Regions from separate parts of the Homo sapiens genome. Here region 2 is linked to region 1. The links are chromatin loops, found by intact Hi-C in ENCODE. Cell type or tissue: CD14-positive monocyte. All regions are shown on one strand. Each heading gives the region's core, and the rest is flanking DNA. Links, peaks and the distances in the headings are about the cores only. Region 1 has its middle 5.0 kb from the start of A4GNT. Region 2 overlaps ARMC8 (armadillo repeat containing 8).

Region 1 (6,542 bases), core at 1,028-5,027:
ATATGGAGACTTGCTGTGTGATAGCACTGGCATCACAACCCAACAGAGAAAACATGAAATGTTTTGTAGATAATGTTGTGGAAACAGTTTCTCTATAGGGAGAAAAGGAAAAGCCAATCTCCGTATCTTATCATGTACAAACGTGGACTCCAGATGAATGAATAAACTTAATTTAATCTATAAAATTATACAGAATGGCCGGGTGCAGTGGCTCATGCCTGTAATTCCAGCACTTTGGGAGGCTGAGCCAGGAAGATCACTTGAAATCAGGAGTTTGAGACCAGCTTGGCCAACATAGTGAAACCCTGTCTCTATTAATAAAACAAAAATTAGCTGGGTATGGTGATGTGTGCCTGTAATCCCAGCTACTTGGGAGGCTGAGACAGGAGAATTGCTTGAACCCAGGAGGTAGACATTGCAGTGAGCTGAGATTGTGCCACTGCACTCCAGCCTTGGTGATGGAGTAAGACTCCATTTAAAAAAAAAAATTATACAGGAAAAAGAAAAAATGTAGGAGAATATTTTTGTAATTTAGGAGTGAGGAAGGTCTTTTTCAAAAAGATCTCCAAGACACAAGTTATTCAACAAAATAACTCCTGTATTTATTACATCAAAATAAGAATATCTGTTAAATAGAAAGACAAACCAGGCGACATGTTGGGAGAAAATAGTTGCAATATTTAAAACCAACACTAGACTAATATCTATATTTTATAGGGAAGTTGTAGATTTACAATAAAAAGGAAGAGAATCCAACAGAAAGATGAGCAAATTACATGAAAAGGCAATTTACACAAGAGGAAACCAAAAAGCTAACTTTTTGTGAAGTGATACTTCAACTCATGAATTATCAGAGAAATGCCAATAGAACAACAGTGAGACGTCTCACAGGAACACTGGGGTACTGCTGACAATCTAGCAACTGGTCACTACCCCAAAATTTGCATGATGGGAACATAAATGGAAGGGCTATCATGGCAAAGACAGAGGCCATGTATTGGCCTAACAGCACAGACTCCCACTTACCAGGACCAAACTAACTACTGCTGTCTCTGAATGCCCAACTTGTCAGCAACAGAGATCAACATTAAGTCTCTGATATGGCATTATTTACTGAAGGGACCAAGTGGCTACTTGGTGCCAGATTGGTTGACCACATCACACCCCTTCTATTGTGTATTAATCAAGATTCTCCAGAGAAACAGAACCAATGGGATAGATGTAGATATATAAGAGGAGGTTTATTATGGGAATTGGCTTACCCAGTTATGGAGACCAAAAAGTGCCATGATCTGCCATCTGCATGCTGAAGACCAGGAAAGCTTGTGGTGTAATTCAGTCCAAGTCTGAAGGCCTGAGAACTGTGTGTTTATGGGGCTGTTGGGGCGGCACTGGGGAATGGTTAGGGGAGAGCCTGGAGTAAGTCCTAGAGTCTGAAGGCCCAAAACCAGGAGCTCCAATGTCTGAGAGCAGGAGAAGATGGATGTCCCAGTTCACAAACAGAGAGAGAAAGAGAGAGAGAGAAAGGGAAGTCACCCTTCCTTAGCCTTTTTGTTCTGTTTAGGCTCTTAACAGATTGGATGATGCCCACCCACATTGGTGAGGGTGGATCTTCTTAGTCTACTGATTCAAATGCTAATTTCTTCTGGAATCACCCTCACAGACACACCTGGAAATAATGTTTTACCAGCTATCTGGGCATCCTTTAGCCTAGTCAAGTTGGCACATAAAATTAACCATCACACCTTGAAAGAGCCAATGGTTCATCCCCACAGGAATGAAAATTCCTGATATGAATTTTCCTTTCCTTCCTGTAACACCTCAGCTACAGCACTATCTGAGGGTTATGAAATGCCTGGTACACAGGCATGGAATCTCATATAACATAGAATTTGACCACCATTTTACAGTGAGGAGTGGGCCCATGACCAGGGGATCCACTGGTTGTATCACATATCACACCACCCAGAGGCAACTTTCTGGAATGGCCTTCTAAAAGTGCAACTGAAGTGCTTGCTTGGAGGAAATACTCTGAAAGAGTGGGATGCCATCCTTCAGGACACAACATATTTATGTCTATCCAGAGTTGTGTATTGGGTGCCTTGTTCCCAGTAGGAAGGATACAGGCATTAAGGAGGTGTAAATAGGAGTGGCCCCACTAATCCTCACTCCTAATGATCTACTAGGAGATTTTGTGTTTTTTATTCCTGAAACTCTGAGCTCTTCAGTGTTGGAGGTTCTTGTCCCAAATAGAGAAGATTCTTGCCAGGTGATACTGCAAGAGTCCCCCTGTATTACAAACTACTGCAGGGCATCTTGGACTCCTTGTGCTTTGGCACCAGCAAGTAAAAAATAGTTACACTGGTAGAAGTAATTAACCCTGATTGGCAAGAGGAGGTAAGGCTGCTCTCACACAATAGCAGCAGGGAGGAATAGATATGGTACCTATGAGATCCACTTTGGGCCTCTTGGTACTCCCTTGCCCCACTGTAACTGTGAACAGACATGTGCAGCAACCCTGAACTGAGAAAGTTACGACAATCAAGCATTTAGCACCTCAGGGAGGTGAGTTGCACAACCAGCTGAGCCACCAACCTCTGATGAGGAACCTTCTGAGGATGAAGGGAATTTAGAATGAATATTGAGAAGGGACAAGATGAGTTGCTGCTCGAGATCAACTAGAGTGACAGGGGCTGTAGTTCACATCAGTAACCTCCTTCTTGTTAGTTCCTCCCAGGAAGAAAGGCTTCTGGAACCTATGTGCAGAAGTAAATCTGTGAAGCTCAAGGGGTGCACTGTGGCAGTTGTGAGAATGTGCCTCACAGACCTCCAGCTAGAAAGAGCACAACAGACCAGGGGTCCTGGCTGCTGCTGCTGCACTATAAAATACATCACTGATTTTATGCTGAGGCCACTCCTTCCACAGGCATCCAGTGACTGGATGTGGCAAGAGTATTAAGGTAGACCCACTTTTGGGTGACGCAGAACGACTCTATGACTGACTGTTTTTTTTTTTTTTAGACGAAGTCTCACTCTGCCTCCCAGGCTGGAGTGCAATGGCGTGGTCTCGGCCCACTGCAACCTCCACCTCCTGGGTTCAAGCCATTCTCCTGCCTCAGCCTCCCGAGTAGCTGGGATTACAAGTGCCCACCACCACTCCTGGCTAATTTTTGTATTTTTAGTAGAGACGGGGTTTCACCATGTTAGCCAGGCTGGTCTTGAACTTCTGATCTCAGGTGATCCACCTGTCTCGGCCTCCCAAAGTGCTGGGATTACAGGTGTGAGCCACCGCGCCCAGCCTATATGACTGACTTTGGCTTGAGAACTCCCCAGTGATTATGCTGAACCTTCTTTAGACAAGGACAGCCTTAGACAAGCCAGCCTAGAATGCTTCCCTCAACTTTTCTCCGATCTTCATTGTGGCTTCACAACTGTCCCAGCCATACAAGGCTTTCTTCCTCTTTTTCTGAAATATGCATTTCCCCAATAAAACCTTGCACAGTTAATTTCATCATAGTGTCTGCTTCTCAGAGGACCTGAACTTTATAGCTTAGATGTGAGGGGTAAGAAGAAAGAAGAGTTAAGAATTAGCCTCTGGTTTCTGGCTTGGGCAACTGAGTGCATGGTGATTGTCAGTCACTGAGATAAGGAAGACCAGGGATCTCCATTTAAAGAGAAAAGACATAGCAAGAGGACAGAGTAGGGGTGTGTGGAAGGACAAAAGGAAGGAAAGGCAGAGAGGCCTCAGGTTAGGAGGACAGTTCCACTTGCTACAGGTTTCTGTTGCAGATGAAGTTACTCCTTCCCCACTGAAGCCTGGTCCCAGTTCTGTATATCTTAAGAACAGCTCTAATTTCACTCATGGCTCAAAAACAGATTCTCATAAAAACATGTGTAAGGGGATTGGACAGAAGAAACCTACCCTGGGGTTTCTGTCTTAGCATGGGCTGCTATAACAAAATACCACAGTTTGGGTGGCTTAAACAACAGACATTTATTGTAGCCACTTTCTCTCTATGTTGCTCACGTAGCCTTTCCATGGTGTATATGAAGAGAGAGAGAGAGAGAGAGATCTATCTTCCCCTTCTTCTCAGGGACCTATTCTAAACCTACTTACCTCCAAAGGCCCTGCCTCCAAACACCATCACATTGTGGGTTAGGGCTTCAACATATAGAGGGGCACAAACATTCAATCCATAACAGTTTCTTTCAGCCATATTGGAAAGTGCTCATTCTCAGACACTCAGGCTTTATAAAGTCCTGTGCCATGTGGACACTTAGCATAGATGACCCTAAGCTGATTTCTGTTCCTTACAGGAAAAAGGAACTAAACTCCGGCTTACAGAACTTAGCAAGGTCGCTTCAAATAGCCCCTCGCTCTCAGAAAGGTGCCACTCTTTTCTATAGGCTTCTTGCAGACCCTGTTCTTCAGTCTTTGAAAGTGGTGTCTGGGGCACAACTGGTTTATAGGGAACATTTATTAACTTTTTTCCCCTTATCTCCCTGACCTTATCCCCCACCTACTCTTTTATCTGCAAGTAAATTTAACAAAGAGGGGAAACTACATGTGTGAACACAATAATTTCCAGAACAAACCCGGAAATCAATTATTGATAGCTATGTAAAGTGTTGCAAACAGGGGCATGTTTGACTGCTGTGGCTGAGTGGAGAACAAAGAGCATTATCACCAGATACACAAGGCTAGATTCATTTCCCTGGAAATGCAGAACAGTTTAAAATATTGCTAAGGGACAAAGAGATTTTACTCCGGTGCTAACTCATTGATTTTTAGTGAAAAATACTTTTTAACAATTACTTTTTTCAGGATTTAATGTTGATAATGTCAGTCCTTAATGCATGTCAATTATTTTATTATTCCTCTATGGGTTTCCTAGTGTTATGCTATGGATTGTTCTTAGTCTGCAGTGAAATGCCTCTGTCCAGCCATCTCCTCTCCATTCATGTAAACCCAGCATTCCAGTCTTTGTTCCAACTTCAGAACAGTGGTGAAGGGAATTGGCATTGTTGATAAGATATCACTTTGTGTATTGGTTTTTCCCTGTTAATAACTGAATGCTTTAACAAGTTTATCAGCCCCGCTTGCTTAACAAATATGTTAAAACAGGAACTGTGGTTCCAAAGGCTCCAAAGTAAAGAGGACAAATATTGCTGGGTTGAAAATTTCCTTCTTGCAATAAATCTGAGTTCAAAGAAGCTATAGAATTAAGCATTGTGCTTTTCATGTGAAATTCAATTCGACAAACATTTATTGTTAAAAAAATTATTTTAACTTCCCCTTCTTAATACAGTGGGTCCTGTAGAAGGAGGAAGTTTAGTGCCAAACACTGAACTATTTTCAATTGAGGTTATCAGAGGTCATCCATAGGGCTGAAGAGTTGGGGAAATGTCTCCTCTTCTCCTCCAGTTCTATGGTTTTTCTCCCTGGTCTGCCCTTTTTTTTTTTTTTTTTAACACTAGTTCCAAACATCCAAGTATAATAGAAAAACGCTGAATTCAGAGGTTTTGTCTTATCCTGTTAATTTATTTGGGGCCACATCAATTCACATTTCCTAAGTTCTCATCAGTCAGCAACAATTGCCCAGGCTCCATAGTCTGTTGGATTGACCAAGTCTGGCTTACATTATAATGGAGGAAGCAAGAACTCTTCACACGACTCAGAAATTCCTAGGAAAGTAGACAACACCTGAATGCATATGTGACTGCCATCGCTGTATTCAGACACATCCATTGCTCAAAGACAAGTAGTTCTTTGTACATCTCTACTCAGATATCTACATTGGGGTTCCTAGGGGTTGCTTGGCTAGTTGGAGAAGGCCTGAGATTGTGTAGTGAAGAAATCCAGAAGAATTTTGAGCAGAGTTAGTGTCAAGGAGGGTCAGGGAGCAGGGACATTTCTTAGGGAAGGTGATATGTAGGAAAAGGTATGGACAAGTGACATCCTGGGTTAAGGTACTGATGTAAAATATGGTGCCAGGGTTCAGGGTCTCCTGAAGCCCATCCTTGGAGCTTCTAGGGATCTGTAAAGTCCAGGTTAAGAGCTGCTGCTGTGACACCTGCCTGAACAGACAGAAGTTAGTGTGGTATAGGCCAGGAAAGGCAGAAAGGGGTGCAGAAGGAAGGGAAAGTAGTTCTGTTTCTCAAACCAAAGGGAATGCTGAAGGATGGATGTTGGGGGCCCTGAGAAGTTCCAGGTAGAGTGGCTCAGATGACAGGAGGCCTTCTCAGAAAGACACAGGAAGGACTTTGGGCTATGAACCTACAGAGGCTCCAAGTACCAGTGACCTGGCTTCTGAACGCATCTCATCAACTCTTATACAGGGTTGAAGATTTCCCTCTTAAAAGTTCACTGGGGACCAGGCGCGGTGGCTCATGCCTGTAATCCCAGCACTTTGGGAGGCCAAAGTGGGCGGATCACTTGAGGTCAGGAGTTCGAGACCAGCCTGGCCAATATGGTGAAACCCTGTCTCTACTAAAAATACAAAGATTATCTAGGAATGGTGGCACATGCCTGTAGTCCCAGC
Region 2 (6,542 bases), core at 887-4,886, 81 kb before region 1:
ACCTTGGAACAGCTCCTAAAACAATGAGATTGGCTTTCTGCTTGTTGTTTCCAATTACAGCATTTTTCATGTCTCTGAATTAAGGGGAAGAAAAAATAAAGTATGTTGAGACAGCACTGAAGAAAAATCAAAGATCATTCTACTTCATTATGCAATATCTTAGATTTGACAAAGTAAAAGCACTAACCTTTTTTCACCTAAAGTACTAATGAAGGGATAGAGATAGGTGCAGAGTGAATGTGGGGGCTGTAAAACGGCGTATTGTAGAAAGTGAGAGATATCCTGAGTACTGGCGAAAGACTTCCAGTACAGAATTGAGTTCTTCTAGAAAGGGTACCTACCAATACTTTGGATACAAAGGAATACAGGCCACCCTCACGCTCAGCTCTAAGAGTAGGGAGTGAGTTAAACGAACAACAACAACAACAGAAAAAACAGCCCACAGAACATTAACTCCTTGTTTCAATGATCACACTTTGTTCACTTTTTTTTTTACTTCTTTATATATTATTTCTTACAATTCCATTTTATCTGCTTTATTGTCTTACTAACTGTACTCCTTTGTTATTTTCCAATGCATCTTTTAATTTATCACAGTCAGTCTTCAAGTGATATTAGCCCATTGCACATGTATTTTAAGAGCCTTGCATATGTATTTCCACTTTCCCATTCATTTTTTGGGCTGCTGTTATACAATATTTTTAAATTGCTTAGAAACAACATAATACATTGTTACTATTTTTGCTTAAGCAGCCAGTTATCTCTTAAGGCGATTTAAAAAATAACAAAGAATCTTTTACATTTCTCAGATATTCACAGTATTTTTTATTCTAGCTATACAGAGCTCTATACTTCACCAGGAGCAAAACTCTATTCCACAATAAGAGAACCTCTACCACTGATCACTTGGCTCACAAATTTGTGGTTGGTTCAAAAGGAAATGTAGAGAAAAAATAAATAGCTCAAAATAAACCCAGTACTACTAATAAAATGTTTAAAAAAACTTCCCTGGCCGGGCACGGTGACTCACACCTGTAATCCCAGCTCTTTGGGAGGCCTAGGCAGGCAGATTGCTTGAACTCAGGAGTTCAAGATCAGACTGAACAACATGGCGAAACTCCATCTCTACAAATAATACAAAAATTAGCCAGGTGTGGTGGCACGCACTTGTGGTCCCAGCTACCTGGGGGGCTAAGGTAGGAGGATCACTTCAGCTGGGGAGGTGGAGGTTGCAGTGAGCAGAGATCGCGCCACTGCACCCCAGTCAGGGTGACAGAACGAGACTCCATCTCAAAAAAAAAAAAAAGAAAAAAAAATCAACAAATAAATGTTATAGTCAGCATACATTTCTAACACCAATCATATTTACTGGCATTAAAGAACCTGGTAACGATTAACCCTTGTCTTCAATTGCCTTTTTTGATTATTGCAGAAAAATACTGCAACAACTAGTGATGTGCTAAAAGCAGATTTTCCCTACAAGTTTCTGAATGGCATTTTTACAAGTCAAGCCAAATACTGAGAATGCCTGGTCTTTCTTCCATTAGCTCAGTGCCTGAGGGTAGGGCTTTTTTTCCAGGCCTGACCTATCCCTCTGTAAAGTATCCCTCAGATCTTCTATATGGTTTACAAGAAATAAGTAGCAATTTTTTTGTTGTTGTTTATGGGACTGAACTGAATGAAGTTTACTGAGGTTGTTAGCAAGTTCTGATACATGAATATAAAACTATATGATATCAAAGGATCAATTAGCAAAGTTAAAGTTAGTAAGAGATTTCTAAGCTCCCGCATCCTCATGGATGCCTGTTTTCTTTAGAGGCTTTAGTTCCTAATCATCAGCATATGGACCTTAACCTACCAGCTTGTTGTTCACTTTCATTGTCTTCCTTTCTCTTAATGTGTTCTGCCTATACTAATGTAGAACATTCATTTATCCAGCCCCTACCTACTTAGAGTCTGTGTAGGCTAAGTGCCATTCTGAATGCTTTCTATTCCAGAACTCCCAACCCTAATATTTCCCCAGTTTTTCCTCTCCATTCTTCTTAAGCAGAAATGAGCGGTCCCTAACATTACCAAATGAACCCATTCCAAACATCTCAAACCATGCCATGTTTTTACAGACAAGAGCAAACAAAAACCTGTCCAACACCAATTTTCTAATTCTCTTAATAGTTTACAAAAAGGACATGAAGGAGGTAACTGATGGCAACAGAGGAAATGCCAACTAAAGAGAACACAATACAATGGAACAATGTCTAAAGAAAAAGATTCTCGCTTTGGCTTTAGTAAGTAAATATACCTGTGCTAGATAAGGAAAAAAAGATGTTAATAAATTCTATTCAATTGTTGCTATAAAGGAATGTTAATAGATCACTTCCATGAAGAATTAAAATCAAAAGGATTAACAGGATTAAGCAATCAATTTCAGATGACAACATTCAGCCATCTAGATGAAGCTTCTTTCAGTTCCCAGAGTGTAGTTATTCTTTCTCCGTCATCTCCTTATCCCCTCCCTCATACTTTCCCCTGACTAGCTTTACTCATCCTTCAGGTCTGAATGTCACTTCCTCAGGAAGCATGCCCTGAAACCCCCAGGTCATCACTTTGTTAGAGTAAAAGTCTATCTCCTCCTGAGAGGCAAGAAAGCCAATCTGACCTGGAAATATCAAAGCAGTTACTGTCAGTAGATCATTATTTATAGTGATTCTAGATATCCATTATTTTTGTAAAATGCAAACTCACAGCTATCATCCAAGATGGGAACACAACAACACTATCCAAGATTTCTACATTACTTTCAAATTTACAAAGCATTCCATATCCACTACTTAATTTCATCTTCATCATAATCTAGAGTAATATTAACTCCATTTTACAGAGAGAAAGCTACAACTCAGGATTGGCCTTTTTTCAGAACCCAATATTAAATGACAGAGCCAGTCTCAACCCATGTCTTTTATGCCAACTGTTTTTTCCATTATGGCCAGGACATCAGACATTGACAACGAACCAATGGAAAAGACAAATGAATTCAGTGAATTCATTTTCTTTTTCCTTCTGTGTTTTAATGTTACATTTTTATGCAAAATAAAAGTGTTTCTAACTTTTAGTCAGATACCCTTTTCCCAGTAGACCAAAAGAATGTCATCTCATGCCCACTAACTTTTAATGTTGGGAAAAATGCTCTACTTACTTTTACTGAAATTCAACAACTAGTTTTTGAGCTCAGCATTGTGCTAGCCTCTATGAAGTATACGAAAGTATCACACAATGGGATGCCTGGTCTGAGGAGTTCACAATATCCGTGGAGTGGCAAAAATAACACTATCAATGTAAGTCAGTACTAAATTAAAAACTGAATGTTTATAAGGTAAAGAAAAGTAGATGCTCAATAAGCTTAAAAGGTTTTGAGGCAATGGTTAAGAACTAAGATAAACCTTAGACAATAGTCAGGACTTGGATAAGCAGATGGGAGGACAAAAGGAGAAATCGTTCATACAAGACCATATTGGAAATGAAAATGGCATGTTCCTGGGGCAATACAAGGAGCCTGAACTGAAAAACAAGTTCGCTTTAGGGTGGCATGGAACATAAAGTTAGAAAAGTGATAGGGAGATGAGACAAACTAAAGGGAGATGGATTAAGGAGCAATCATATTTTTGATCACAGAAGGGGCATGAAGGAAGCAGTGACTAAGGAAAATAAGCTGAATGTGAAATGGAATGCTTATAATATTAGTTAAGAGGGACAACTAAGTGGCTGATGCCCCCCCTTGTGATCTCCAGACCCCTATGCTTATCTTTAACATAGCATTCATTAGGTAAACTATCATGGATGGTCTCTTTAGTTATTTGACTATTTCATTAGACTTTTGGACCCTTCAGAGCACTGACTACATTATTCACCCTTATATACCCCCATACTAGCACAATGCTTGGTACTAGGCAGGCACTCAATAAATATTTGTTGAAGGACTTAATCAATCCATCTAGGTATCTGGTTATACAAAACTGATTAGTGGAGCAGCCAAAGGAATCATTAATACAAAGGTCATTTTGAGGAAGCAGTTAACAAGATGATTTAATAGGTACAAAAATGTGATATGTGACATGTCGAGTGACTACTTCATGTCTGGGCACATGGGTGCAGGAAACAACAGAAAGCTTAGAGAGAAGACAAGGATTGATTTTTGACTTTGTACACACTGAATTATCTTTGAGGTGAGATAAGAATAAGTAAGCCTTGGGGATATCCCACTTTTGGGGAGTGGGAGAAAAGAAGTCAATATTAAGATGTTACAAACATGCATTTGTTGAGAAAGATTTTCAGCCAAAATCTGGCTAAAATCTTAAATTTGCATGCTAATAAATGGACTTGATAAGCTCCCACATTTACACAGAGGTTAAACTTTCTACTTTACTTTCTTTGCTCTGAAAGAGATTTTTAGTGTGGCAGAGAAAAAGGGCTTGCATATTAAAATGTACAGTGCCTACCACAGCATATGTCTAAATTAGAGCATTATAAGCGTGATGAAAACCAAGAGAAAAAGCACTATATGTTGCTATTAAAATAACAGAAAAAAGAAAAAAAAAAAAAAAGGATCTAGACCTGCTGGAGAAACCATTTCAGTCAATCAAGTATGAATATATTTATTTCTAAATGGTCAAAAATAGCATACATTTTAACTGAAAGCCTAATATCACCTAAAAACAAAATTATCTTTAAAAGTATTGAAGACTGGAGACCCAAGCTAAAAAATCAATTACAGTCATGCTTCGCTTAACGACGAGGACACATTATTTGACGACGGGGATATGTTCTGAGAAATGCATCATTAGACAACTTTGTCCTTGTGTGAACATCATAGAGTGTACTTACACCAACTAGATGGTATAGCCTACTACACACTTAGACTATATGGTATAGTTTATTGCTTGTAGGCTGCAAACATGTACAGCATGTTACTGTACTGAATAATGTAGGCAACTGTAACACAATGGTAGGTAATGTGTAGCTAAACATATTTAAATACAAAAATACAGTATTATATTCTTACAGGGTCACTGACTTTAACTGTCTTTAACTGAAACATCATTGTGTAGAGCATGACTATATATCTATTTATTTTGAACCAGTATTTCACGTACCTGAAGCAGCTCTTTTCTGCTTCATATTTGGAATACTCTATGTGTATTTCTGGTCTAATTAGTATGAAGTAGCCAAAAACTACACTGGATACTGAAAACTACAATCTGAGTATAAAGTTTGATCTACTTATGAAAACTCACTGTTTATAAAACATTCATTTGTAAAATAAGAAAAAAACACATATCTGTGGGTAACTAGAATAAGGGCAACATGGTAAACAACTTACATTATTTGGACTGTGAGAATCACAAACATACACAATGCTCTGTCCCTGTAATTGTAATTATCATTTTTTGGAGAATGTAATATCCAGACATCCAAGTATGATAACCTTTCTGTTATCATGCATGGTTAAGGAATGAGGTATATTCATATTCCAACTAAAGTTATATGACAATGAATTCCACTGTCATTATTGAATTGCCAATTTTAAGAATTAGCTAATGATGATCTACTATTCAAACTAAAGTTATTTTTAACATAAGGCTTTGATTCAAGAGGCAGTTGGAAAACTTACAGCAAAATTCAGCTCAAATCAACTTGGGCATTTACTGAATATCAACTACATGTATAAACTGAAAAAACAGAATTGACTTTAATTTAGTTCATTCTTATAAACAAATTACTCTGTGATGTGGATTTTTGGAATATATGTAGTTTCAGATACAGTTCTGATTTGTATAAAACCATGAAAAGCAGCACTTTGGAAGTCCGAGGCGGGCGGATCACAAGGTCAGGAGTTCAAGACCAGCCTGGCCAACATAATGAAACCCCATCTCTACTTAAAAAAAAAAAAAAAAAAAAAATTAGCTGGGCATGGTGGCATGCAGTAGCTGTAATTACAGTAGCTGTAATCCCAGCTACTCGGGAGGCTGAGGCAGGAGAATTGCTTGAACCTGGGAGGCGGAGGTTGCAGTGAGCCGAGATTGCATCACTGCACTCCAGCCTGGATGACAGAGCAAGACTCTGTCTCAAAAAAAAACAATAAATAAATAAATAAATAAATAAACCATGAAAAGTTTACTGTAAATATTTAATTTTCTTTCCATAGCATTTTATGGTTCCTTAATGACAAGTGAATACATAATTTTGAAAATTAAATACTGGCTCCGAAATTAGGATATTTAATGTATTTAACTCTGTTTTATCAATGTATGATTACAAATCACCTTACACTCTCTAAAAATGAAGAGTAAAATCTACCAAAATATTTTGGTAGATATTAACACTTTAAATATATTTAATCATTCCAAGGAACATAAAAAATGTGTTAGAACAGTATGGAACAATATGGCAGCATGCAGTTAAGCGCTTTATACATTTGAAAAGATAATTTAGCCGGACACGGTGGCTCATGCTTGTAATCCCAGCACTTTGGGAGGCCGAGGCGGGTG

Evidence for each region. A loop is a pair of places that touch in the nucleus more often than their neighbours do. Peaks named below come from ENCODE experiments on the same cell type or tissue, not always from the same donor. Only the 100,000 strongest peaks of a DNase experiment are listed, where the experiment ranks them.
Region 2: it touches region 1 in a loop (2.3-fold over the local background); 1 of 110 quality-filtered maps calls a loop at or near these places.

Annotation. Positions count from the first base shown.
Region 1 is chr3:138,134,128-138,140,669 of GRCh38, reverse strand. No RefSeq gene overlaps it. Among named protein-coding and RNA genes, the nearest start is that of A4GNT, 5.0 kb to the right of the region's middle. In CD14-positive monocyte, for the core only: no CTCF peak of the experiment used is centred there; DNase peaks (open chromatin) are centred at 2,579, 3,449 and 4,309; H3K4me3 peaks cover 3,435 bases; H3K27ac peaks cover 4,000 bases.
Region 2 is chr3:138,215,458-138,221,999 of GRCh38, reverse strand. It overlaps ARMC8 (armadillo repeat containing 8), which reads right to left. Exons shown (of 22, transcript NM_001363941.2): 3 at 3-74. Among named protein-coding and RNA genes, the nearest start is that of ARMC8, 31 kb to the right of the region's middle. RefSeq lists a silencer at 2,501-2,570. In CD14-positive monocyte, for the core only: no CTCF peak of the experiment used is centred there; DNase peaks (open chromatin) are centred at 1,029 and 2,539; H3K27ac peaks cover 3,713 bases.